Linked DNA regions of Homo sapiens: region 1 is linked to region 2. A link is an interaction called in ENCODE POLR2A ChIA-PET data of the cell type or tissue named here. Cell type or tissue: Panc1. All regions are shown on one strand. Each heading gives the region's core, and the rest is flanking DNA. Links, peaks and the distances in the headings are about the cores only.

Evidence for each region. ChIA-PET counts read pairs that join two places held together with the same protein. Peaks named below come from ENCODE experiments on the same cell type or tissue, not always from the same donor. Only the 100,000 strongest peaks of a DNase experiment are listed, where the experiment ranks them.
Region 1: POLR2A ChIA-PET joins it to region 2 with 6 read pairs; 3 of 35 experiments call an interaction of 5 or more read pairs at or near these places.

The regions. Positions count from the first base shown.
Region 1 is chr11:14,348,318-14,353,699 of GRCh38, reverse strand. The region is part of intron 1 of RRAS2 (RAS related 2); the gene reads left to right. Among named protein-coding and RNA genes, the nearest start is that of RRAS2, 8.2 kb to the left of the region's middle. RefSeq lists enhancers at 1-497, 498-1,384. In Panc1, for the core only: no CTCF peak of the experiment used is centred there; no DNase peak of the experiment used is centred there.
Region 2 is chr11:14,255,174-14,260,555 of GRCh38, reverse strand. SPON1 (spondin 1) reads right to left here. Exons shown (of 16, transcript NM_006108.4): 9 at 4,769-4,909; 10 at 3,864-3,939; 11 at 2,658-2,840; 12 at 1,106-1,276; 13 at 855-1,022. Among named protein-coding and RNA genes, the nearest start is that of RRAS2, 100 kb to the left of the region's middle. RefSeq lists enhancers at 616-1,139, 1,140-1,664. In Panc1, for the core only: no CTCF peak of the experiment used is centred there; a DNase peak (open chromatin) is centred at 2,075.

The sequences.
Region 1 (5,382 bases), core at 122-5,121, 93 kb before region 2:
CTCTTTGTGTCTGTCTCTGTGTGTGTGTGTTTGTGTGCATGCGTACCCCTGTTTTGGGATAAGGAAGTTGTAGGAATTGAGTGGGGACACTTTTTTTTTTTTTTTGAGACGAAGTTTCGCTCTTGTTCAGGCTAGAGTGCAGTGGTGCAATGGCGTGATCTTGGCTATCTGCAGCCTCCACATCCTAGGTTCAAGCGATTCTCCAGCCTCAGCCTCCCAAGTAGCTGGGATTATAGACAGGCATGTGCCACAACACTCAGCTAATTTTGTATTTTTAGTAGAGGTGGAGTTTCACCATGTTGGCCAGGGTGGTCATGAACTCCTGACCTCAGGTGATCCACCCGCCTGGGCCTGCACCATGCCTGGCCGAGTGGGAGCACTTTTGTTGAGTAGGTCAAGAATACTGCTTTCCCTTGGTAGATAACAGGCTACTGCTTACCGGGATGGGATTTTAATTCATCTGATTGCTGAAATATCATGGTCTTTCCTAAGCTTTGAATAAAAATAGTCTGCTCCATTCAGTTAGGAAAATAAATTGATAACTTTAAATTGGGGGAGTAGAGTGGGAAGAGACTTTCTTAAAGCTATTAAAAAAAATTTTAGCTGGGCACGGTGGCTCATGCCTGTAATCCCAGCACTTTGAGAGGCTGAGGCGGGCGGATCACTTGAAGTCAGGAGTTTGAGACCAGCGTGGCCAACATGGTGAAACCCTGTCTCTACTAAAAATACAAAAATTAGCTGGGTGTGGTGGCGGGCGCCTGCAATCCCAGCTACTACTCAGGAGCTGAGGCAGGAGAACTGCTTGAACCTGGGAGTCGGAGGGTTGTAGTGGGCGGAGATCATGCCACTGCACTCCAGCCTGGGCAACACAGCAAGACTATATCTCAAAAAAAAAAAATGTCTCTCTCTCTCTCTCTCCCTCTCTCTCTCTCTCTCTCTCTCTATATATATATATTTTAAAAGTTTCTTTTTCAAATTAAAGTTGGTCTTTAAAATTGAAACAGATTTTGTGATGCCACTTGACACGCCTTTTTTTCTGGTTGGGGAAAATGGTCTTTAGGATATTAATTCCACCGTGCCTTCCTTAATGAAAAGTGATAATGAGTAAAGGATTTTCACTTTGCGTGTAGACAGTATGGAGTTAATAGTCATGAATTTTGTTGAAAGGCCTTGATCTTGAATTACTTTGGGCAGAGCTGCTGAGTCTGTTTGAGATTGAAACTTAAACTTGTAGTTGGTAGGCCTTAGATTTATTTCTTTTGCAAAGAAAAATGTGTTTCAAAGATGCAAAGAAATATAAATTGTCTTAAATTGTACTTGAGAATAATTGGACTGAGCTCCTTGATGTCTTATAAATTATATTTTATTTTTAGTGTTTTATAAAGGCCATGTGATTATTTGTTGCATAGCACTGAACAGCTTTAACTTATAGTTTAATTAAAAATGCAGTCAGTTTATTGTCGGTATATACTAACAGTTTAATATTGCCGTCTTTAACTTACTGTCACCTTATACAATGATTCTTTTTTCTGGGAGAAAGCTCTTTATCCATGTAAGTAAAATTCAGCAGTAGAAATAAGAATATAAGTGTTAAAAAGACATCCGATGTTGCTTTCTTTTTTGACTTTAACCAGATTTCCCAAATGGTAACATTTTACTATATTTGCTTATTCCCTGCAATATATGGTTTTTAAAATCATTTGAATGTAAGTTGAAGACATGATGCCACCCTTATCCTTAAATATCTCTTTGTGTATTTCCGAAAAACCAGGGCATTTGCTGTCTTCTTTTTTTTTTTTTTTTTTGAGACGGAGTCTCACTCTGTCACCCAGGCTGGAGTGCAGTGGCACAATCTCGGCTCATTGCAACCTCCGCCTCCTGGGTTCAAGGCATTCTCCTGCCTCAGCCTCCCGAGTAGCTGAGATTACAGGCGCCCACCACCACACCTGGCTAATTTTTTTTTTTTTTTGAGATGGAGTTTCACTTTTGTTGCCCAGGCTGGAGTTCAGTGGTGCGATCTTGGCTCACTGCAACCTCCACCTCCCGGGCTCAAGCCATTCTCCTGCCTCAGCCTCCCGAGTAGCTGGGATTACAGGCGCTTGCCACCATGCCCGGCTACTAATTTTTGTATTTTTAGTAGAGACGGAGTTTCACCGTGTTGGCCAGGCTATTCTTGAACTCCTGACCTTATGTGATCCACCTGCCTTGGCCTCCCAAAATGCTAGGATTACAGGTGTGAGCCACTGTGCCTGGCTGCATTTGCTTTCATGAATAAAATATACTAACCTAACTCAGAAATTAACATTGATTTGTTATTATACTATTACCTGATGTGTAGAATTTGTTTGAAATTTGCCAGTTGTTCCAGTTACGCCTTTTATAGCAAAAGAAAATCTCAGATTATCCAATTCATTATTTCCATGTCTTACTTTGGAACAGTTCTTTAGTCTCTGTGTTTTATGACATTGATATTTTTAAAGAGTACAAATTAGTTACTTATAGAGTCCCCTCAGTTTGGGTTTGGCTGATGTTTCTTCATGATTAGATTCAGGTTATGCATTTTTTGGGGGGCAGAAATAATACAGAAATTATGTGTTATTAGGCAACATAAGATGTGTTTATTTGACCACATACATGCCTTTTGACTCAGCAGTCCCAAATCTCAGAATTTACCCAGAAGATGCACTTCCCACAGTATGAAAATACACATGTACAAGGTTGCAGCATTTCTTAATTACAAAAATTAACAAGCAGTCTACGTGGTAGGAATATCCAATGGAGCATTATGCACCTGTGAAAAAGACTGAGGGCATGATTAACTGATATGGAGTGCTTTCTTGGATATGTTGTTCACTTGTCTTGGTTTGTCTTGCTTTCAAACAAGCTTGTCCAACACTCAGCCTGCGAGTGGCATGCGGCTCAGGACACCTTTGAATGTGGCCCAAGACAAATTCATAAAATTTCTTAAAACATGAGATTTTTTTTTTGCAATTTTTTTTTTAACCTCGTCAGCTATCGTTAGTTTAGCGTATTTTATGTGTGGCCCAAGACAGTTCTTCCAGTGTGGCTCAGGGAAATCGAAAGATTGGACACCCCTGCCCTAAAGGAATACCTGAGGCTGGGTAATTTATAAAGAAAAGAGGTTTTGTTGGCTTAGAGTTTTTGCAGGCTGTACAAGAAGCACAGTACTAGCATCTGCTTCTGGTGAGGGTGTAAGGAAGCTTCCATTCATGACAGAAGATGAAGGGGAGTGGCATGTGCAGAGATCACATGGTGAGAGGAAGCAAGCCAGTGGGGGAGGCGCCAGGCTCTTTTTAACAACCTGCTGTGGTGGAACTAATAAGTAAGAGCTCACTCACACCCCAGTCCCAGGGAGGGCATTAATCTATTCATGAGGGATTCATCCCCATGACCCAAACACCTCCCATTAAGCCCCACCTCCAACTTTGGGGATCAGATTTCAATATGAGATTTGGAGGAATCGCACAAACCAAACTTACAGTCAGTGAAAAAAAAGTGCAAAAGTATCTACTACTGTGTGTATACTACCTTTTGTGTAAGAAAGAAGGAGAAATAAGAAAATACGTATGTATTTGTTCATTGGGGCAAAAACAAAACACAAAGATAAATTGGAGGTTGATAAGATTGATTTCCTAGAGGATGGGTAAAAAGGTATATGGTGGAAAGGATAGAGGGAATGGGGGCAGGGACCCTTCTGAGGATACCTTTCTGACTTTTGAAACCATGTTAATGTTTCACATACTGAGTATATAAGCAGCAAACACACCAACCAAATCAACTGATGACAAATAAAAACACCTTAACAGGGAGTACAAATAGAAACAAATGAACTGAACCGTATTTCAAATGAGTAACTTAACTACACTGAAGGAGTGAAAAACAACTAATTTAGGTAACTTTTGATCCTAGTATTTGAACTCTGTCCTCAGGATAAAGACAAAAAGATTGAAAGAAACATTGAACTCTAGTTAATAGAGTTAACTAGAATTTTTGGTTTTTGTTGTTGTCATAAAGGCATGGGTTTGCAATTTTGAAGCAATTGTCTATACTGTTATAAGCAAATAAGTAAATATATTGTGGAAAATGGGAGCCAGTTTCTCACTGTTGGAGAAGGGAGTTACAAAGGTGAAAAATGTGAAGGTTAAAATGAACTCTGATGTTTGATTGGAATTGCAGATAGTGGCATAAATTCATAGTTTTAGAAGTATGTAGATATAGGCCGGGTGTGGTGGCTGACACCTGTAATCCCAGCACTTTGGGAGGCTGAGGCGGGTGTATCACGAGGTCAGCAGATCGAGACCATCCTGGCTAACACAGTGAAACCCCCCTCTTTACTAAAAATACAAAAAAAAAAAAAAAATTAGCCGGGTGTGGTGGCGGGTGCCTATAGTCCTAGCTACTCAGAAGGCTGAGGCAGGAGAATGGTGTGAACCTGGGAGGTGGAGGTTGCAGTGAGCCAAGTCGCGCCACTGCAGTCCAGCTTGGGTGACAGAGCAAGACTCTGTCTCTAAAAAAAATAATAAAAATAAAAAATGAATACAAAAAATTAGCCGGGCGTGGTCGCGGGTGCCTATAGTCCCAGCTACTTGGGAGGCTGAGGCAGGAGAATGGCGTGAACCTGGGAGGCGGAGCTTGCAGTGAGCCGAGATCGCGCCACTGCACTCCAGCCTGGGCAACAGAGCGAGACTCTATCTCAAAAACAAGAAACAAAAAAAGAAGTATGTAGATATAGAAATAGATCTCATTATGGATACACATGCGTACATCTGTACATCTTTTTCCACTTCTGTCTGCTAAGATGGCCAGGAAGCAGTGATACCCCTTTAGCAATGAGATCACCTAGCACTAGATCTTGGTTTCTAAATACCATTAATACTATTCTCTACTGGAAGGAACCTTAGAGAAATGGAGGATTCCAGAATAGGGGAAGGAAAAAATACAAAATATGCTTGGAGCATCTTGTAGTCTCATAAGGGAGTGCTCAAAAAGGTAAAATGATGGGGATATTTGAAAGAGACACAGGAGCCAGCCTGGCAAAACTCCCATTGACTGACTATAGGGCAATTTAATCATTGAAATAAATAAGGCAGTACTTGTTTATTACCCATAAATAGAGTAAGGATCTATGATAAATAAATGATCTAGAAGTCCTTAATGTAGAATTCTGACTAATGAATGAACATAAAGGAAAAGGTGGAATTAGTAAGTTGCCTTTTGGCAATTATAACAGTTGATTTAAGTAAGAACCATAAATGGATCTTAAAACTAAGTGGGTAAAAATGGATGTTAAAACTAGTATGTGAAAGTTTGAGAGTAGTAGATGTTAATATAGTCTCAAAGTATGTTCTCATAAGTTATTGT
Region 2 (5,382 bases), core at 161-5,160:
AGGTTCCTTTTGTTTTCGTTGATCTCCCTGACCCCACAGTGTTCCACACCGAGTCCCCTGCTTTGGCCCCTGGAATAAAGTGGAATTGGCCCATGGGTTCAAATAAGAGTGAAATCTATGGAGCAAGAAGTGGCTCAGCAGCCTACTGCTCTTCTTTTCACTCTCTTTCATCTCCCTGCTGACCCCCCCCGATGGTTATGACATGAGGGTAGCAATATGACTACATAAGTCCCCACTAGAAAGGCCACTGAGGATCTTAGCAGGGTCTTCCTAGAGACAGAAACATCCCACACTCACTAAGAATCAGGCACTAAAGGAGAGGCTCAGGGATGCATTTTTGGACATTGTCCTGAATTCCCTAGAATGTGTATATACTTGTGTGCCTGTATACATCTGCATACTAATGTGTGGGCAGGCCCATATGCATTTGTGCACAGAGCAGGGGAGGTCATGCTTTATGGGATCAGCCAAGTCCAATGTACAACAGGAGTGGGAGGAGTGGGCTGGACCTGGGTAATGTATGTCCCGCCTAAATGTATTGGCCCTCCTCCCCACCACTGCAAGAAAGACACTCCTATAAAACACAGCTGCAGGTGAATTCTCTATCCAGAGGCCACCAGTTTGCCACCCCAGCATTGCTTAGAATGTCCCCCAGTGGAGGTTACTCTCTCTGGGTCTGGTTGATGTCTACACACCTATGTCTCTCATCTGGCTCCCAGCAGTGCCCAGCAAGGACCATGGGCCATGCTTTCCTCTGCTCAGCCTCCGACCTTTATGGTGGTAATAGTGGATGCCATGGCCCTCCACGCCTGTCCCCAGTGGCCTCCTCCAAGTCCACCCCCGCTCTCACTCACGGCACTCTGGCATCATGCACTTCTCTGCCTGTGATGTCTCGGCTTTGCACATGGAGCCATCTGCGGGGTTCATCTTGATCATGCGGTGCCGCTTCTTCATGCCCATGCCGCAGGTGGCGCTGCACTCGTCCCACTCGCCCCACTCGGTCATCAGGCAGCTGCTGGGAGCTGGGGAGGCCAGCGGCATTGGAGTCGCACCTGCTGCCTCCCCGACCTACTTGCCCGCCTGCCCGCCCGGGGCCCCCACTCACAGCACTCCTCGTTGACCGTGCACTTCTCCGTTTCCTCAGTGGGCAGCGTGCACACGGAGCCGTCCTCCGGGAACTGCTTCACATACCTCTCCCGGGACCTCATGCCCATGCCGCAGGAGATGCTGCAGGGCGACCAGGTGATCCACTCGGACATGGTGCAGGTGGAGCCGTCTGCAACACACCGAGTGAACGCTGCAGCAGTGCACGGTGGCAGGGGCGCCTGCCAGGCTGCGCGGTGGGAACTTCCCGCCAGCGGGAATCAAGAGGAGTCAGGCAGTTGAGGTTGTCTGCACACCTAAGAGGTCTAAATCCTTAAACTGGCAAAGTTCTCTAAGAGGAAATGCCTCTTTTCCAGGTGCATGGGACACTCAGAATTACTCTTTATCTCATGAAAATACATTCGAAAGATGCTTGTATGGAAAGGATGGTGTTTAAAAAATGTACACGCATATATCTAAGATAAGATATAATTTAATCTACATATAATTTAAGATAAATCATAATCCATTTGTATGAGGAACAATCCTTCCCTGTGGAAGGGGAGGTTAAGGACCTCAGCTCCTCAGCTTAGCTCCCCAGTCCCAGCCCCAAGAAAGAGGCTTCAATGTTGACAGGCCAGTCCCAGCTTTCCTCCCGCCTGTTTGTAGGAATGACTTAGTCTACGGGGAGGGTTTACTCCCCTCCAAAGTGCTTATTGTGGGCAAAATGAGCTAGCAATAAACCATCGTGAAAGTGCAACACTGGGAGAGGTGTTTAAGAGCCTCCCTCTAGGCAGAGCCAAGGAATTAATGACCTGCATGGGATAAGCTTGCTTTCTTTATCCTCGGCTTGGAAGTGGTTTTTTTCCCTGCCATACACCAGTCCAGCCTATACAGTGCCTTCCCATTGCCTTATGGCATCCTATAAGATCAGGGCAGAATAGCGTAGATCTATCAGGCAGAGAAAGGGGTCATGGCTTGGGAAGCAGATAGCTGACCTTTGCACAGCAATCAGCTTAGTGCAATCTTGAAGCTTGAGCCATCATGATATAGGTGTTGCAAGATTATACTTAAAGGCTGACCTTTGCACTGTTGCAAATAGACTGAGAATTTCTGCAATCAGCCCAAAGGTCCTGACACAAAGAAGTGAGAGTGCTCTGACTCACGCTGAGGTGGAACACAGATGAGGGGCTGTAAATGACAGAATTAGGGCAATGGATCTAGATTCAATCTGGGCTGACTGTTAACAGGCTCCTTAAGAAGAGATTGGAGTTAAGGCCCAGAAGCAGGCTATGTGTTATCTGTAACTTGTCATAAGTTGTATCTATGTTTGTTAGCTCTTCAGTAAAAGAAGGAGGGGGTGGTCAATCTCAAGAATTCCTTTGATATAAGAGAGATTCTGTGTTCAGAGCCCTCAAGACACTGTTGCAGATAGGAGTTTGCCCAAGGTGGACCCCACTGACATCTACTGTCAGGGTCCTTGTGCCCTCACCAGGGACACTGTCTGACTGCTAGGCAGACCCTCCCTTCCTGAACTCCTGCCAGCCCCTGGCTGGTCTGGGTTGTCTCCTCACCTTCGTCACTGCAGCCAGGGCCCATGCAGGGCTGGAAGTCCTGGGTGTCAGGGCAGGGGACGCTGAGGTCCAGCTGTGCTTTCAGCATGCGCTGTCGCATCCTCTTGCCTTTGTCACAGGTGGAGGAGCTGCAGGCGGACCATGGGGACCAGTTGGAGTAGATGCAGGTTTCAGGGGTGTCATCTGGAAAGAGTGTTTGACATGTTTTCCCTGGGAACCTATGGGAGCTGCCACTGGCCCTCTCCCCATACCAGCTTATCTGGGGACAAGAAAAGCCATGCTGCCAGACTGACTTCAGTGAGCCTGGGTGCTCCTGGGATGGAAGCAGCCATCCACTTCCCTTTAAAGATAATAGTTTAACATCTTGCTAATAAATATCTAATCTAAATAAGCAGAATGATTCTTATTATCCCTTCCTCTCAACACATGAACGTCTTCTCATTTTCAGTCCCTCATCTTGGCATTGTTTCCAGACACATGCAGGCTCATTGTAGGTAATTTTGAAAAGCTCAAGGCTTATTTACATGCCATGGCTTCATCTTCCCAATGATCCCATACACAGTTGTCATGGTAAGAATAAGAGCAGCTGCTATTCATTGAGTACTCATCATGTACCAGCACCATTCTAAGAGCCTTACATGTTTTATCCCATTTAATTCTGACAACTGTATGAAGCAAGTTCTTTTATTATCCCCATTTGACTGTTGAGGAAACTGAGACAGAAAGGTTAGCTTCTTGCCCAAGATCACATGTCTACTGAGAGTCCAGGTTGTCTGGCTCCAGATCCCATAAGAAAACTTGAGCTTGAACCATGACTCTGTCGCTCCCTCCTGATTGTAGGATCTGGGCCTTTCTTTGCTTGCTAGGAAAGTGAATGTATCCACACCTGCCTCATAGGCTGGCCTGAGAATCGAAGCAGAGAGTGGTCTGAATCCTGCGAAGCCCATTAAAATGAGATTTACATGATTGTTTTAAAGGCCTGATGTTGTTGAGTATATATTCTGATGTCATATCTTCACCAATTCCCTTATGCTTTGGGCCTAACCTTGGCCTTGTTTTTGATTATTTCTTGAGGAGAAATCCTCAGAGATATGATTACCAAGTCAAAGCACATGGTTTATGGTTCTTAAAACAGGTTAGCAAATTGCTTTCTCAAAGGGTTATGTCAATTTATGTTGCCACCTGCAACAAAAGAAAACAACGTACCTTCATCTTTCTCTTCTGGAGCCAGGTCAGCTACAATATCATCGACATTGTCAGGTACAATATTGCATTGTTCACCCTGAAAAAGGAATTTTACTTGGAGGGCTCACATGAGAGAAAGAAGGGAATGTGTAGGGGGAAGGTGAAAGAGGACTAAAATCTAATCGCCATTCTGTATACAAATCGTATGCCATGGCAAAGTTCTGGACCAACATTTACAATCTGCCTGAGAAAGAAATGCCAAGAAAGCAGGAATGGCTAACCAGGGATGATAAATACATAACTTGGGTACCACCACTCCCCAGTTCCTGGCCCATGGCAGATATTAGTAATCAATTGCAGAACTCACAATGAAAGCAATTTGCCTGGATCAAATTGTTCATTTGAGCACTGGGCCTCACTGCTGAGTTAATTTTGCTCATTTTCTTTTTTTTTCTTTTTTCTTTTTGAGATGGAGTTTTGCTCTTGTCACCCAGACTGGAGCGCAATGGCGCAATCTTGGCTCACTGTAACCTCCACCTCCAGGGTTCAAGCAATTCTCCTGCCTTAGCCTCCCGAGTAGCTGGAATTACAGGTCCCTGCCACCATGCCCAGCCAATTTTTGTATTTTTAGTAGAGATGGGGTTTCACCATGTTGGCCAGGCTGGTCTTGAATTCCTGACCTCGGGTGATCTGCCCACCTTGGACTCCCAAAGGGCTGGGATTACAGGCATGGGCTACAGTGCCTGGCCTGCTTATTTTCATCTTATGAAATAATTTGCATGTTAGAAACCTGGGGAGGCCCAGGAATTCCATATCCTGAGGTGCTTTCTGCCAGTGACTCTATGATTCTAGAGCAGAAGGGTGTACAATCTCCCTGGCACTCCTACCGGGAAAGGTCGATGCCAGAGTGGGTTCTAACCCAGTACCTTCCGTGCGATTCTCTCGATGACAACTCTGGCTACTTGAGTGATGGACCCACCCTCTGGGTCATAGAAAGGACTCTGAGGATGGTCCAGGCTGGTCAGGGGCCGGATTTTCTCCTGGGGAATGGTGGGTTTGTTGGGTGACTGCAAGAAAACATACAGAGGTAGAGAGTAAGAAATAAAATTGGGAAAACCCACAAAAGCCATTTGTTATATGGATCAGAGCAAAGTCCTTGATAGGAATTTAACAAGCATAACTACTATTTATATTTATGGAATTGTGTTCATGCCACATACTGTGCTGAGAAATTTCTAGAACTATATTTTAAAATTCTTCCATGTCCATGGTAGGATTGTGCTAAGATGAAGAAGCCAAGTTTCAGAGAGGCCATCCCAGCTAGGAAACGGCTGAGCCAGGTTGGCCTGAATCCCAAACTCTTTCTAATAGACCCGGCATTGGAAAACTTTTTTAGTAAAGGGCCAGATGCTAAATATTTTAGGCTTTGTGAACCATATTGTGTCTGTTGCTAATATTCAACTCAGCTGTGGTAGTGAGAAAACAGCCGCAGATAATATGTACTTGGAGGAGTGTAACTGGCTTTGAAAACTTTATTGAC